2 separate regions of the Mus musculus genome follow, and region 1 is linked to region 2. A link is a loop called in an ENCODE intact Hi-C map of the cell type or tissue named here. Cell type or tissue: heart. All regions are shown on one strand.

Evidence for each region. A loop is a pair of places that touch in the nucleus more often than their neighbours do. Peaks named below come from ENCODE experiments on the same cell type or tissue, not always from the same donor. Only the 100,000 strongest peaks of a DNase experiment are listed, where the experiment ranks them.
Region 1: it touches region 2 in a loop (2.0-fold over the local background); 3 of 42 quality-filtered maps call a loop at or near these places.

Annotation. Positions count from the first base shown.
Region 1 is chr6:97,236,100-97,244,099 of GRCm38, forward strand. It overlaps Lmod3 (leiomodin 3 (fetal)), which reads right to left. Exons shown (of 3, transcript NM_001081157.2): 3 at 2,433-2,772. The coding sequence ends at 2,746. Among named protein-coding and RNA genes, the nearest start is that of Lmod3, 13 kb to the right of the region's middle. In heart, a CTCF peak has its summit at 3,465 (motif pointing left); no DNase peak of the experiment used is centred here.
Region 2 is chr6:97,174,334-97,182,333 of GRCm38, forward strand. It overlaps Tmf1 (TATA element modulatory factor 1), which reads right to left and starts at 4,791. Exons shown (of 17, transcript NM_001081111.2): 1 at 4,549-4,791; 2 at 1,437-2,635. The coding sequence starts at 4,690. In heart, no CTCF peak of the experiment used is centred here; a DNase peak (open chromatin) is centred at 4,838; H3K4me3 peaks cover 2,506 bases; H3K27ac peaks cover 2,290 bases.

The DNA.
Region 1 (8,000 bases), 62 kb after region 2:
GTCCACTTTTGTATTCTCTATCTTTAAAACCAAAACCAAACCAAACCAGAAAGTCCAGAATTTTTTCATAATTTGTTCTTCCTACGATGAACTGTTTCTAGTTTGTTCCACTAGAGCAGCGGTTCTCAATCTGTGGGTCTTGACGCCTTTCACAGGGGTGGCCCAAGACCATCCAAAAACACAGGTTTAACTTTACAATTCACAGCAGTAGCAAAATTACAGTTATAAAATAGCAATAAAACTAATTTTATAGTTGGAGTGTTGTGCCAGGAAGATTTTATGAACCCCAAAAGACCACGAAAGAGCCGACTTCAATGTAAAGCAGCCCTGAACTCTCATTGAGACAAGGTTTTATAGGAAAATGGGAGCAAGCTGGGGGTGGGGGGGCAGGTTTCCATCCTGGTAAGCATCTAACTGAATGCCTATATTAAGCCAACAGGTGGGTGCTCTGAAGCAAGAAGGTATACAGTCAGGAAGGGTCTGAAAGTACGTCTGAAACAATCAGACTAAGCTTTGATTAACTGTTGCTAAGAAGAAGCTAGGGAGGAACTCTGGCCAAGGGCAAGCCATGGGGTCCTTCCTGGTACTTGGGTTTAGCTGCAGGTCAAGTTCTCAGGCTTTCTGTTTTTCTTTTAAGATGAGGGTGGTTCCAAGATGGAGTAGGTTTGCCCTCTGGCGGGGAAGGGGGGGGGGGCGTGTCACAACTTGAGGAACTGTGTTAAAGGGTCACAGCAGCGTTAGAAAGGCTGAGAACCACTGCATTAGAGAGATTCTCTCCCAGCCCTCTTTGCCTGTGATACATCATCTATGATTATTAAAAGGAAAGAGAAGGGAGGTGTTGCTTTCTTTTTCAGGTAAGAAAACAGAAAGTACAAAAAAGAAAAGAAAAGAAAAGAAAAGAAAAGACAAGACAAGACAAGACAGGGTGGTAGTACAAGCTTTTAATCTGAAAACTTAGGAGGCAGAGACAGCCAGATCCACGAGATCAAGGCCAGCCTGGTCTACAGAGCAAGTTCCAGGACAGCTAAGGCTACACAGAGAAACCCTGTCTAGAAAAACAAAGCATAACAAACAAAAAGACCAAAGAACCCAGAAAGTCACCAAAACTTGATTTCCCAATTCCTGTATTTTCATTACTTAAAAAAAAAAAAGTTCACTATCTTAGAGATTTTATTACAGTATCTTAAATTCTGTGCATCTCCTAACTATAATGCTAAGAACCGCAGAAACTTGGAAGGAGGGAAGGAAAGGGCTTGGAGCTGTTGGGAATGCTAAAACAGAAGGGATAGGACCTGCCATGTGGTTGGGAGATTGGACAGGACCTTCATAGATGGTGGATGTCTTGGACTTTTCTACGGAAAAGTCAAAGAGGACAGCTACACTGCATGTGTAGGAGGATGGACGGATGTTCTGTCAGGAGCAACTTAAGACTTTCAAGGGAAGAGAATGGATTGGCTCACCAGGGCCTGGTGATAGAGTATCCTGAAGCAGAGGATGAGGGATTTAATCCTGTAGACATGCCTCCTTTAGAAGGGTTCTAAAGAGACTCAGGTGTGTGTGTGTGTGTGTGTGTGTGTGTGTGTGTCTGTGTCTGTGTGTGTGTCTGTGTGTGTGTGTGTCTGTGTGTCTGTGTGTGTAAAAACTGCCAATTACTGTATTATTTATCACCCCCACATTTTTATCTAAAACAACATGCTGTCTGTCGCTGTCCCTAAGTTCAGAATCACAGCAGGGTATTTGTATGTATGAAGGGTTTGCTTTTCTCCTGAATTTTTCTGGTCACACTTTGCTTTCCCCACAGCCTGTTGCTTGCACGCTTTGCTCCTCATAGACACCTGTAGCAGTAGACTACTTCAAGACATCAGGGAGTCAGCAAGGAGATGCTGAGCAGAGTTCAGGCTGACTAATTGTCACTGGTAGCTTGCCTGGATTTAGAATCACCTAGGAGACTCACCTGTGGGTACATCTTGGGGAACTTTCCAGAGAGGCTGAACTGAGGAGAGAAGATGAACCCTGAATGTGGATGGCAGCATCCCTGGCCTAGGGTCCTAGACTGAATGTCACGAGAGGATGTCACTGAATACCATCTCCATCTCCCTCTGCCTCCTGTGACCAATGGGACCAGCTGCCTTAGGCTCCTGCTGCTGTGCCTTACCTGGGACTCCATGATAAACTACACCCTCAAATCATGAACCACAGTAAATCCTTCCCTCCTTAAGTGGCTTTTGTTGGGTATTTTGTGAGACCAATAACGAGCAGAGTGAGAGGAGGGATTTTCACTGGTTCTCCAAGAACTAGCCAAGAGTCCTTTATTCCAAAAAACTGCAGAAGGCCTGGCAGGCACTCACCTCACATTTATTCCCTTTTAGATGTCATGCAGTGATGACAGAGGAGATGGGAGGAGGAAAAAAATGAAAGGGGGCTCGACAGTTAACACTTCCTTCATATTTATTGTCACTCACTAGAAGAAAACAATAGTAAAGGGTTTACCAAACGAGGTTAGCTTCTGCTTCTAGAAGCACAACGCTACAATTTTCAGGCAAGGCAGTCAAACTCTGAGAAGAAGAACGTGTTGTCTGTGAACATGGGTGTTCTGCATCCTTCCCTTTTCTCTTGGGCCTGTGTCTTCTCACAGCCCAAACCATCCTCAGCCTGGCTGGAGCCACGGCCCCAGGTCCGTCGCCTGCACTGTTCGTGAAATGGCCTCCAGCTCTGAGCTTGCTGTTCTAGGTGACTCTGCTCATCTTACTCCAGCTCCTTTGGCAGTTGCACCTGCGTTTTAAGCATTTGAAGAAGAAGAAGAAGAAGAAGAAAAAAATGAATCCTGGAAATGTAAGAGCTGTAAAGCAAAAAATCATAAATCATACATGTCTTGGTGGATGCAGAAGACGTTAGAAATATTGGCTGCATTGCTCTCCAAAATCACCACAGAGGCAAAAGAACCAAAGCCACTGTTACTGGGCATTTACCAATCCAAGGCTTGTGGGGAAATGGACCACAGAAACAAGGGAAGCTCAAAGCCTGGTGCCAAGAGTTTACGCGCTGCTTGGTGGGTGCTAAGTATCGCTTTCCTCCACTGTAAAATGACAGTAAGAGCTTCCAGTCCATAGTGTTAAAAGATCAAGTTATATAAGGGGAGTGAGCGATAAACAGGGACAATTACTTTAAAAAACAAAACCAAAAGGAAAAAAACTAATTCTTTCACTGTGTTTGTCCTACACCAGCCTTTTGAGGAGGAGGAGGAGGAGGAGGAAGAGGAAGAGGAAGATAGGGGAAGAGGAAGAGGAGGAGGAGGAGCTCTGTGCAGACATGACTTCCCTGAGGTCACAAGGCTAGAACTGCTGGATAGACGCTCAGCTGTTAAAAACAGCTCTTGCAGACGACCAGAATTTGCTTCCCAGCACCCACATTAGGCGCTCACAACTCCCTGAAACTCCAGCTCCAGAGGATCTGATGCCCTCTTGTGGCCTCTCCAAGCACCTACACTCACATGCACATAGCCACACACAAGCATCTACATATAATGAAAAATTATATATGTTCTAGGGGCTGAGGGGGAGATAGCTTCGTAAGTAAAGTGCTTGAGTGGCAAATGAATTAGATGTCTCCAGACAACATTAAAAAGCCAGGCGTGATGGCACCTGCTCACGGTTTTAGCATTCGAGAGATCGACACACTGACTCAGGAGGCTCCTTGGCCAGCCTCTGCTTATCAAGCTTATCAGGCCAGTGAGAGGACCTGTTTCACAAACCAAGGTAAATAGCTCCCAAGGAATGATGCTTGAGTTTGACCCCTGACATGAAAACACACACACACACACACACACACACACACACAGCCTATCCTTCTCAAAGCACATTTCTAATATTTCAGTAACATTTAAAAACAGAATATATTTTTCAAAAAGAAAGTAAACTGTATCTAGGTAAACTTCACAAGGACAAAATAACTACAAATGAGTCACATCTGCCCAACTCTAAGATCGACATTCAGCTTCTGTTGCATAGCAACAGCCTCAAGTTCAAGTCCAGCCAGTCCTTAAAGAGGTTTAAGTGGTGCTCTGCCTTAGGAGGTGACTCGAGCATCCATCGTGTGTGCATTTTCAGAAGATGCTGACAGTGCTAAGACGCTTGAAGTTTGTTAACAGCTGAGCATGTTTTTCCTCGTCCCTGCCCATGTGCACCTGTCAGTGTGACGAGCCCTTGTGGGTTCTGCTTGCAGTCAGTTCTTTGTCCATGTCCTCTGGAGAGGAATGTTTCACAGTGCCCTGCCCTCCTGAGGGGACATTCAATATCCTCTTCAGGCCAAGGAAAGTCCCCATGTACCTCTGATCCTCTGCACTTCTGGTGTCAGACTTCAAGAGGAAGGGGGTGGCTGTGTCTGGGTAGGGTTTACCCATGAAAAACACCAATAATTAAGAGCAATGGGATTTTAAAAACTACATGGAATGCTTTAAGTAATTTGTAAACCTGCAAGCAAGAGCTAAAATAGTATGATCTTTGTATGTGTTTAAACATGTATGTGGAGGTTAAATAAATAACATTTTAAAAAGCAAAGTGGGGCTATAGAGATGGATCAGCAGTTAAGAGCATATGTTTTTTGAGGAGAAGACCCAGATTCGGTTCCCAGCACCCATATGGTAGCTCACAGTTATGAGCAACTCCAGTTCCAGGGGTTCTGATGCCCTCTTAGGACCTCTGCAGGTAACAGGTACATGTGTGGTGCACATACAAACAAAACATGCATGCACATAAAATAAAAATAAAGAAATCTAAAAAAAAATTTTTTAAAGCAAAATGTAGCTTTGGCCCATTATAGGAACCAGACCCATAATACCATGTTCCAAATAAGCTGGGAGCTCAGAGCAAGGGATAAAGGGACAAGACACTGAATCTTCATTACCTGCCTGGAAAAGAATGATAAAGGAGAGATCTTGCACCAACTTATTTTCTAAAGTTTAACCCTTTAATTTATCCACAGCAGTAAACATTCTGTGAAAAGCCTGAGCCTTTTAAATAAAGTTGCAAGGAGAGAGGAAGACATGTTTAGTCATTAGAGCGACCATTTCTCAGCAGAGCAAGCAGAAACCAAGGAAAAGATGACTGGCTTTGATGTTGCAAAAACTCAAACTTGAGCTGGGTGTAGTGGCACATACCTGTACCCTCAGGACTTCAGAGGTGGAGAGAGGAGAAACAGGAGTTCAAGACTAGCCTTGCTACTTAAAACAGTAACAACAGCAACAACAAATTTTAATTAAAGGTTAAAATATCAAGATCACAAACAGGAGAAAATCAATTCCTGTTATTAGTAGGGGTTCCTTTCTGCTTAACTCATTAGGTTAGTATTTTTAAAGTGTATTTGGGATGTATGAGCACATGCAGCCTTATATAGAGTGCACACACAGAGAGAGAGAGAGAGAGAGAGAGAGAGAGAGAGAGAGAGGAAGATATGGCAGGATTGTAAAATGTACTTTAGTGGTGGTTATTTAAGTTGTTATCTTGAATCGGGCGTGGTGGTGCACGCCTTTAATCCCAGCACTTGGGAGGCAGAGGCAGGCAGATTTCTGAGTTTGAGGCCAGCCTGGTCTACAAAGTGAGTTCTAGGACAGCCAGGTCTATACAGAGAAACCCTGTCTCAAAAAAACGATTAAAAAAAAAAAGATGTTATCTTGAATCTGACTGTGGACCAACACCTCAGTGAGTATCCAGAATAGAGAGAAAAAGACACCCATTAAGGAACTTGAGAGATATAAACGGTCCAAAAGGACCTTAACCCTGAAGCAGATTGTGATAGATGGTATAAAAGAAGTTCCAGATGAAGGTGGTTCCAGATAAAGATATAGGATGGACACTATTGCTGGCTTGATTTTGTGTCTAGGAAGTAGTAGACTTGGAAGTAAACTTGGGACTTGTATCAATTCTAATGGATAGAAGAAGAGATCATTTGAGGCTATAGTGTCCCAAGAATGCCATAAAGTTGTTTTCATCAAACTATAGTGCCTCAAATAAGCACCATCAATATCACTAGAAATTGGGCAGAGGGGGAATTCCCCATCTAAGACCATCTGAACCGAAATTCTAGGAAAGAGCCCAGAAATATATATGAGATTCTGGTAATAGATTTTAGAAAAATTGTATGTAAAAAAACAAAAACAAAACAAAACCTTCCGTATTGATGTTAGGGGAAGGCGTCAGCACTTGTCTATTCTTCTGGTTCTATTTATTTTTCAAGTAGGTAAAAAGTTACTGGAGATAAGTCCAGGACTTTTAAAGAAGAATGTGTGAGAAGGTGGGCTCACCAAAGGCCACCGAGATGGGGAACAACATGGCACAGCCTACACAGAGGAGCCTGGCCTGAGAACAGGCTGAGGAAGACACTTGTAGTACCCTGAAGTATCCGAAGGTAACTGGCCTTGATTAAGTTCTATTATCTTAAAGTTGCTGGTGTGCTACGGTGGCTCTGGTGAGCTGGGGTTGCACGTGATGCTCTCAAACTCAAGTCTTTCTGGAGGGAAAGCTTGGTGATTGATGCTATTCCAATTCTGACTTGGCTGGGAGCAGTCTACCCATGCAGGTCAGCCCAGCATGGAGTAGAGTGCATGCTATCTATAGTACCCTTGATGGCTCGAGCGCCACATGTATGGACTCTTATCTCAGTGAAAAGTACAAAGGTTTCTCTGTTATGGTAGATGGTAAGTGAGTCATAAACATTTCTAAGGTAGATTAAAGAAAATGGAGCTAGAGAGATGGCTCAGTAGTTAAGAGCACTGACTGCTCTTCCAGAGGTCCTGAGTTCAAGTCCCAGCAACCACATGGTGGCTCACAACCATCTGTAATGGGATCTGATGCCCTCTTCTGGTGTGTCTGAAGACAGCAACAGTGTACTCATATACATAAATAAGTAAATCTTAAAAAAAAAAAAAAAAAGAGCCGGGTAGTAGTGGCACATGCCTTTAATCCCAGCACTTGGGAGGCAGAGGCAGGTGGATTTCTGAGTTTGATGCCAGCCTGGGCTACAGAGTGAGTTCCAGGACAGCCAGGGCTACACAGAGAAACCCTGTTTCAAAAAACCAAAAAACCAAAAAAAAAAAAAAAAAAAAAAAAGAAAGAAAGAAAGAAAAAAAAAAAAGAAAATGTGCATTTGTGGGGGAGGGGGAAAACTTGCTATGTGTTGGTGTCAGAGTTATTGACAGCTATTAACTCAACTCATAGGGTTTTATCTAAGGAATGCACTTTCTTGGAGAAGACATTAAAAAACAAGAGCAATTCTTAAAGAATTCTTCAGGAAACAATAAATGTGAATGAAGCAAGATGATTGGAGGTCAGTCAGCATAAGAAAAACTGGAGGGGCCACAGCCCACAGAGAGGCCACAATGCAGAAGGAACTGGCGGAGAACATTTGCCTAGCATGTGCAAAGCTCTGAGATCAATTCCCAGTACAACACAACACACACAATGCACACACACCCCACTTATGACATGTACATGCAAGTTTTACATGGCTGGGTTTATTCTTTCAGTGGTGCCAAATATTTGCATGTTTTCTGGGATATTTAGAACTTATAAAATAATACCTTGTCCAATTAAAGTAGGCCTGAAGTCTGGTTTGTAGCTACCTGTTTTCAGCATGTGACCTGGAGAGGGTATCTCTCTCAAACTGAATTGAATTGGCTGTTTCTTGTAGTATGTAGCATTTGAGCAAAGTGTACAGATTTTCCTTTTATTTATTTATTTATTTATTTATTTATTTATTTTTTGCTGTTCATTCCCATCTGGGATCCCAGACCAGGAGCATGTGGTACTGAGAGAATAAGCATTAAAGTAAACAAAAATTAAAAATTCAAACTGATTATGGGGATATTCTTAATAATACATAAAAATAATATTTCTAAGTCTAAGAGAGAAATACGTGTGCTTTAGAGATTTCCCAGGTCCAATGATTGGCAGGTGTGTTTTGAACAGTTGAGATTCTAATTTTATGGGTTGCCGTTGTTAAGCTTC
Region 2 (8,000 bases):
GAGTGTACTCACATCCATAAAATAAATAAATCTTTAAAAAAAAAAAAAGGTCTTGTCTTGAGTCAGAACAGACTAAAAATCACTTACCTTCCTAAGGAGTCTGAAAACATGAACAGTAACTAGTGATGCCTTTGGGGGATTCAAAATACCAGCATGTACTCTATGGCTGCTGCTGCTGCTCATTCAAAACTACAGCATGGCATTTTGTTCTTGAACAGTATGAAACCCAGGGCACGGAACCTGCTACTTTCAAAAATGTTAACTAAGGCAAAATGAGCATTCACAGGACATCTCTCCACATGTTATATATACATCTCTCCACATGTTATATATACACATCTCTCCACATGTTATATACACATCTCTCCACATGTTATATATACACATCTCTCCACATGTTATATATACACATCTCTCCACATGTTATATATACACATCTCTCCACATGTTATATATACACATCTCCCCACATGTTATATATACACATCTCCCCACATGTTATATATACACATCTCTCCACATGTTATATATACACATCTCTCCACATGTTATATGCATCTCTCCACATGTTATATACATCTCTCCACGTTATATACATTTCTCCACTTTTATTTATTTATATATATATATATATATATATATATATATATACGTATATATACACACACACACACATTTCTCCACATTATATATACATTTCAGAAGCCTATTAGAGATGTTAGCTCCTATTCAATGTCTAAGACTCAGGAGAAAGCAGCGCTGTGGTCTAACATTAAGAATGGACACCATTCTCTCTTGTATGTATTAGGGAGAAGTCACTGGTCATTCCCAGGTTTTACTTTTGCTCCCTGGCCATTTCATTTTCTCATTCATATAAGATAGCTATTAAAAACAGATAGCAAAGTAACGTAAGGAAAAGGCACGCCAAAGCACTGTAAGAAGTATACCTGTTATGTCAATGAAACATCAACATTAGACTAGTAAACACAGGAAAGCATCTACAGTATTCATATAAAACCAAAACGATAAAATCTAAAATTTCCCATAAATAGGATACATATGCAAAACACTTTGATATAAAAGTGGTAACATTCAGATTGATATTCCATGTCTATCTTCAGGAGAACACATTGTGACTTAAACAGTCCTTTGCAAACTGTCAGAAAGATGAACAGAGCATCAAAGAATGTTAAAGTGATAAGGACGCAGCAATACAGATGGAAAATGGAAACACTAAGCTTTTATATAATATCTACTTAAGTCTACCATAGTTGCTTTGCAAGAACTTCAAGTAATTTAACATAATTACTCATTTTAAAGTCCGTAACTGCTACAATTAAATGATCAAACATCTACTTTTTCAAATCACCACACATCCACGAAAACATCTGTAACTCTGAAACATACCCCAATGCCCTCTTCTACTCTGTAGTTACCTTGCAAACATCTTCTTTCTCTGGCGGTGCTTTTGGCTGGTTTTCAACAGCTTCACACTGCTCAGTGGCCGGTCCAGAGGCAGAGTGCCCGCCACTTCCTGCTGTGGGAGAAGCCAATATATCTGGCTGGTCACAGTTCACTGGAGTAGCACTTCGGCCACTTTCCTCTAATTCTGCTTCCTCAGACGGCGCAACTAATGTCTCGTTTCCTTCCTCTTCTTCAGCATTCTCTTCAGTAGATTCTACTACTTTAGTCTTTGGGGTTGAAGGACTCACTATTATGGGTACTAAAGCATAGCCTTTGCCTGGCAGTTCGTCGTCTGAGTTGATTTCACTTACGCTCCGGCTATCTAGAGACTGCACGCTAAATGAGTCTATTCTTTCAAAAGCATCCGATGAGCAGCAACTCTCATTGAGCTTCTGGAAGTCATCTAAGCGGCTATACTCGGGACAAGCAGACGCAGAGAGGAGCTGAAATGACGTCTGCATGAGGTGAAGACTCGACTTTGCATCCGAAGTCTCTTGCCTCGAACTGGCCGAGCTCTCACTGATTACACTCTCGTGATCTAAAACTTCAATGTCACTAGTGGTGGAGGTGCCCGACGAGAAGGAGCTAACAGGAGGAGAAGGTGTGTTGCTCTGTCTGTCTTCGTGTTTTTGTTCTTTAGGTTCCAAAGCCATATCCTTCGTTTCTGCCGTGAGAGACTGAGTGGATGTGGTAGATACATCTTCTGTTGTGTTTACATTAACTACGTTTTCAGACGCCTTCAATCTCACAGTGGGCACCTTCACCTCAGACTCTTCACCTGCCGTTTCTTCATGCTTGTCTTCAGGTACAGGTGAGGGAGTGCCCACGGCTGAAGTCTCTCCAGAAACACACACGGAGTCTCTCACTTCAGCTGTCTCAGAAACTCTGGACTGGCCAGGAGATGACGATTCTTGTAAGCTGCTTTTCACTTCTTCCTCTGGCCGCTGGGATTTAGATGGAGGTTTTGATACCACTGGGCTCTTCTGAATGGTATGGGCATCCGACGGAGAGAGAAAGGCACTGAAGAAATTTTCAGATTCATCTACTACAGTCCTTCGAACTGGCTTTGTAATTGCTTGAGAGGCTGTTGGGGGACTCTGAGGTTCGCTGCTTGTTGAGTTCAATCCCCAGGTTGAAGTGTCCCATCCTCCACTCACAGGGGGACTTATTCCTTTGACAAAATAAATTAGTTCATTAAGTAAAGAATGTTAGCATTCGTATTTAAATCATCATCAGTCATCAAGTGGGAGCAAAGGGAATTTATGAACTGCACCCTGTAACTCGGAAAAGTTAGACTCTTTCCTTACAGCATCACTTTATTAGTTTCCAGGTTAACTTTGGGCGTTAAAGAATAAAACCAGTGTGGGCCAACCTATGAGAGTCTCAGGAACAAGTACAAGACCAGACTTGGTTTTGCCAGGCCAAAGCAAGTATGCTAGCCCCTCGGAATACATGCTTAAAGTAGTGATCAAGGCTGTACAGCCAGTGTGAAATCCCAGGCACATGGCTCATCTCACAAAGACAGTTCAAATCTTCACTAACAGGCACATGCAGTCACAGCACTATCCAGCCACACGCTCATTTTATTCTTGTAACATTATAAACTAAACAGACAGCAATGCTCAAAACTTAACCTGAGATAATAGAGACAGTCTTTTTCAAAAATCATAATTAAACTGATGAGAACAGTGAGTTCTAGTGAATGAATTCACTTTTATGTACTTAATGACCAGTCTGCAAGTTCCCCTCTCTTAAACCCCAAATTATTTTTTCCACATTTTTTAAGATAGCAAAATTACCAAAACTCTGCAATTAGAAGCTTATGGAAAGGGTACACAGACTTCCTGAGGAAGAAAAAAAAAAAAAAAACAACTCAAGAAGCCCTTTAATAAAATCTGCCTCTTAACGTGATTCCACAGCTATGAGGAATGAAGAGTGTTGGGGAAACTGAACTGGGAACAGAGTTTTACATTTATTTGTTCAGTGTGTGAAACCAGAAAACAAAGCTTAAGGCAAGATTAGGTCTTCGAGGTAGCTAATTAGCATCCTCACGGATACCAGGGTTTAACTTTGCCTCTTGAAAAATGTGGTACAAAATTATAGTAACCACACATCCACTTAAACTATTCCTATTCTTCAGACCCATGTTGTTTTGTAATCTAAAACACAACAGATGATCAATGAAAATAGCATTCAAGAAAGCATATTCCATTTCAGACAACCTGCCCTCTAAAATAAATTATACAGCACTATCCATGTCTCAGATTTCGCCCGGGGCGGGGGATAATGAGTATCTTTTTATTTGAAACATCTGATCTTAAGTTTAGTAACTCCAGCTCTGGGGTCCAACCACAAAAAGGCGAGCTTCCCAATAGCAAGGTGCCACAGAGAATGAAATAAGATCACGATATATCTACAGTCATACATAAACTACGTTATCAATGATTCAACTTAGGTCCCGAGTTTTCAACAATGTACATCTAAAACCAGAAACCACAGTTAACTTTCATCCAAAGGTTTGCCCCAGTGTCTGTTGCTACACACGAAAAGTGCTCCAGACTCCCTTAGACGTAAAGACACAAGCAACCGAATAATCCTGGAAAGAGTAATTTCAGTTCATCTGAAAGATCTGGTGCTGCAAAAAGGGCTACAGTTGGGAACTCTTGGAGCACAAATTCTCTTGGGACTCTGCCCCGTACAGACTGTGCCTCACCTGGAGAAAGTTATGCATTCTGAGTTTCGGTTAGCTCCTCTGTAGAACACGGGGTCTACCATCCCTGACTCGGGTTGTTTTGAGACGGTGAACTTTTTGTAAACAAAGTCTTTTGTGTTCCTTAAACGCTTCCCGCGGGGCTCCGGGACTGGGGATTTACAAGGCTCGGACCTAGGGCGCCAAGGCGGAAGACGCCTAGCAATTGGGGATCTGGGGCTGTGCTCCTGACTCTGTAGTCAGGGGCCTGGGGCCAGGACCAGAGCTCGAGCTGACACCTGAGGTCAGCAGGACCCGCACCGGGGCCGAGGCGTGCGGGACTGGGGTCCGACAGCAGGCAGGCAGGCAGGCGCGACACCCCGGGACCCGCTTACCCGGCTCGCCGTACGGGATGGCCTCGGCCCAGGCGCTCGGCTCCTCCTCCTGGATGTCCAGGACCCTGTCGATGGACTTCTGGGCCTGGGACAGGGCCTGCTTGGCGAAGCTGGACAACTGCGAGGCATTGAACCAGCTCATGGCCCCTCCTCAGCGCCGGCTCCGGCCGGCTCCGGCGGCCTCAGCGGCGGCCCCGGCCCCACCGCCTCCCGCGGCCGCGCGGCGCTGCGAGCCTTCCGCACAGCTGAGCCGGGCCCCGCCGCGCATGCGCCGCCCTTCCACGTACACAACCACCAGATCCGGGAGCCGAGTTCCGCCCAGACGGAAGGACGGAGGCGGTAGCGTGAAGCCACATCCGGGAGCGGAGCGGAGCCCTTAGTTACCAGCCGCCTCTGGGCTTCATGGCCGTTCTCAACTGAGGGACGCGATCTGCGCCGAGGCCCAGACCTCCGGGAGCGACCAGAGCCGCGTGTGCCTCGCTATAATCCCGGCGGCTAGGCCTCACACTTATTAATCTTGGTACTCAAAAAGTAGTTGGCCAGTTCTCGCCTGGCCTGGATGTCTATGCCTGACTTGATGGGCACGGTCCCCAGGTCCTGGAACATTAACAGATGAAACCACCTCCCTCTCAACCTAATTCTGTCATCTGAATGGCGTTCATCAGCACACTCCTATGTTAAGAGGTGGGGCTTTAAGGAACTTTCTGGGTCACGAGATGACTGTGACACCCACGGGAAAGAGATGAATGCCCTATTAAGAGGTGCCTACGCCCTCTCAAGCATAACATACCAAGGTCACGCCAGCCATGAACTAGAAATAGATGGCTCTCATCAGCTGTGCTCGTCTTGGACCTCCCAGTCACAAGAACAGTAAAAATCAAGTTTCTGTAGCCTATGAGCCAGCCACTTTATGGCAGTTTGTAACAGCGGTTTGGATGGGTTAAGCCACTTGGCAAGCAATAAAATATTAACCCATCAGTACATACTGTGCACACTGCCTAAAAGATACAGCTTGTATGCTCTCTTTCCCACACTTGGTCATGGGAGAAAATTTAAAGTCGATGGCCTTCCTTGTCCAGTCAGCAGCTGTTTGGTTTGGTTCTAATAATGCTAAAGAAAAATTTTCTACCAGCATTTAAAGGCTAAATTTAATTCAAGCATTAGCCCTTTGTGAAAAGAGACTCCTACCCTACACAAAGAACCACGGGTACTTAAGGAATGCCGAAGCTAGGAATGGGGTAAATCTTCCCCTGGGAAGGTTACACACTACCAAATGAGCAGCCCCGAAATCATCATACAGACTGAGGGTTGTACTAATTAATGCATTTGAGAACGCATATGTATACACACTTATATACTTAACAGTTAATAAAAGAGACTTAATTTGAGAGAGAGCAATAGAGGTCTATGAAAAAGTTTAGAGGGACGGAAGGGAAAGGGGAAATGTAATTTTATCCCCCAAAACATTCCCTAGGACTACCAGAACTACTAACAGGATGGCTTAAAATGACAGAAATGCTTTTGTGGTTTGGAGCCAGAAGTCTGAAGTTGTTCACTGGAGCTGTCCTCCCTCTGAAATCTTCATGGAGAATGCACCATGCTTCTCCTAGCTTCAAGTCTGCAGTCAATCCTTTTGTTCCCTGGGTACAGGTACAGCACTCCATTGTCTAATCTTCCTCCCACATCCCTCTCACCTCTTCTAATAGGGATGCCTACCTTATCAGATTGGGTCCTCTGTATTATATCTGCAATGACTCTATTCTAATTAAGGAAGGGAGGGAGGGAGGGAGGGAGGGAGGGAGGGAGGGAGGGAGGGAGGGAGGGTTAGTTGCATCCTAAAGGGCTTAAGAGCCCTATTCTGGTTCAGAGCTGGCATTTGGTAGTATGTACATTCTGTTTTAAAGGGCAATGGCACCATCCTTAGACCTCTTAATAGGGTGCTAATCCTTTTTCCACGGGTGTCACCTAGTGACAAAGAATGACTGAACTAAAATTTCCTTTGACAATTATTTTCACACAATTTTCCATGTATCTGCCAACTCATTCTAAGAGCTCTGTACAACACATTATCTGCCTGCTCCCTGAGTATCTGTTTTGCACTGCAAGAAGCTAAGCTATAAGACTTTTCCTTAACAACAAAAAATTTCATATCCATGGCAAGTTATCTTCCAGTAACTTTATCCCACAGTATTGCAATTTTGAGCATGTTAATGACAGACTTGTGGCTAGAGGATGCTTCTGTTGAACCCAGGTCCTAGTTCTTCGAAGATCTATGTGTACCTGAAAAGAACGAAGTGGGGAGTGGGGGTTGTCACAGAAGGAAATCCAGAAGACAAAGCTGAGCCTGAGGGTGAAGCAAATCAGGCAAACAGGAAAAGCCAGATCATGAAGCAAAAAAGAAGAGCCTGAGAGTGGGAAAAGCCACAAGACGAGGGCACCCCAGAATCTTAGCAAGCTGAAGAGTGCCCTATGCCAATGTCACAGGCTGAGGAAAGCGAGGAGGAAGTGGTTTTCATAAAAAGAAACATGTAGGATGTGTTGCTATGAGTGGCAAAAATGGTAGTGAAAAGGTTGAAGGAGGTTCCAAAGGGTCTTATGTCCTCTAACTTTAATACATTTGTCCTTGGACCCTGACTTCTCTGCAGAGAGTATCGCAGGCCTTGCCTGCTCTGGTAGATTTTGCAAGCCCTGTGCTTTAACTTTAATTTTGCTTATCAGTATATTACTACCTTTATTAGAAGCCCCGAGTCTTCAAACATCACTCTGTCAGCACAGGGTTTCAACTCATGTGCATGTACATAAAGTATATAGATCCACAGGAAAACTATCTTTGCACATTATACTAATTCCTGGTAACTATACAAGTTGTGTAATTGTACTAAATAGCCCAATTCCTTTCAAAGAGCTTAGCTGAGTATGTAAGGAGTTGAGGCCTATTAGAATTCCTGTCTCAATACTTCTAAATGCACAGCACTGGGCCAATGACAGAAACCTTTCAAAGTTATTTTCCAAGTTTTATGATGAAAATATTGTTGCCTTTTATTACAGCATCTTTAAGAAGGAGGCACTCAGTGTTAATAATCTTCACCTTTAAAAAGACTCAGCTCTTAGAAGGCAAATGCAGGCAGATCTGAGTTTCAGGCAAGCCTTGTCTACATAGTATGTTCCAGGACAGCCAGAGCTACATTGTAAGACCCGGTCTTGAAAAAATAAAGGGGGGGGGGGGATGGAGGCGTGTTGTTTTGCAACACATTATAATCCAGTACAGAAAGAGGCAGGGGAAGAGGGTCACAAGTTAAAACCAGCTTATACTGCACAATAAGACCTTATCTTATTAAAAAAAGAAAAAGGAAGGAAGGGAGGGAGGGAGGGACGGAGGGACGGAGGGACGGAGGGAGGAAGGAAGAGGGAGGGGGAAGGGAGAGGGGGGATCTTGAAAACCTCAGTGGCAC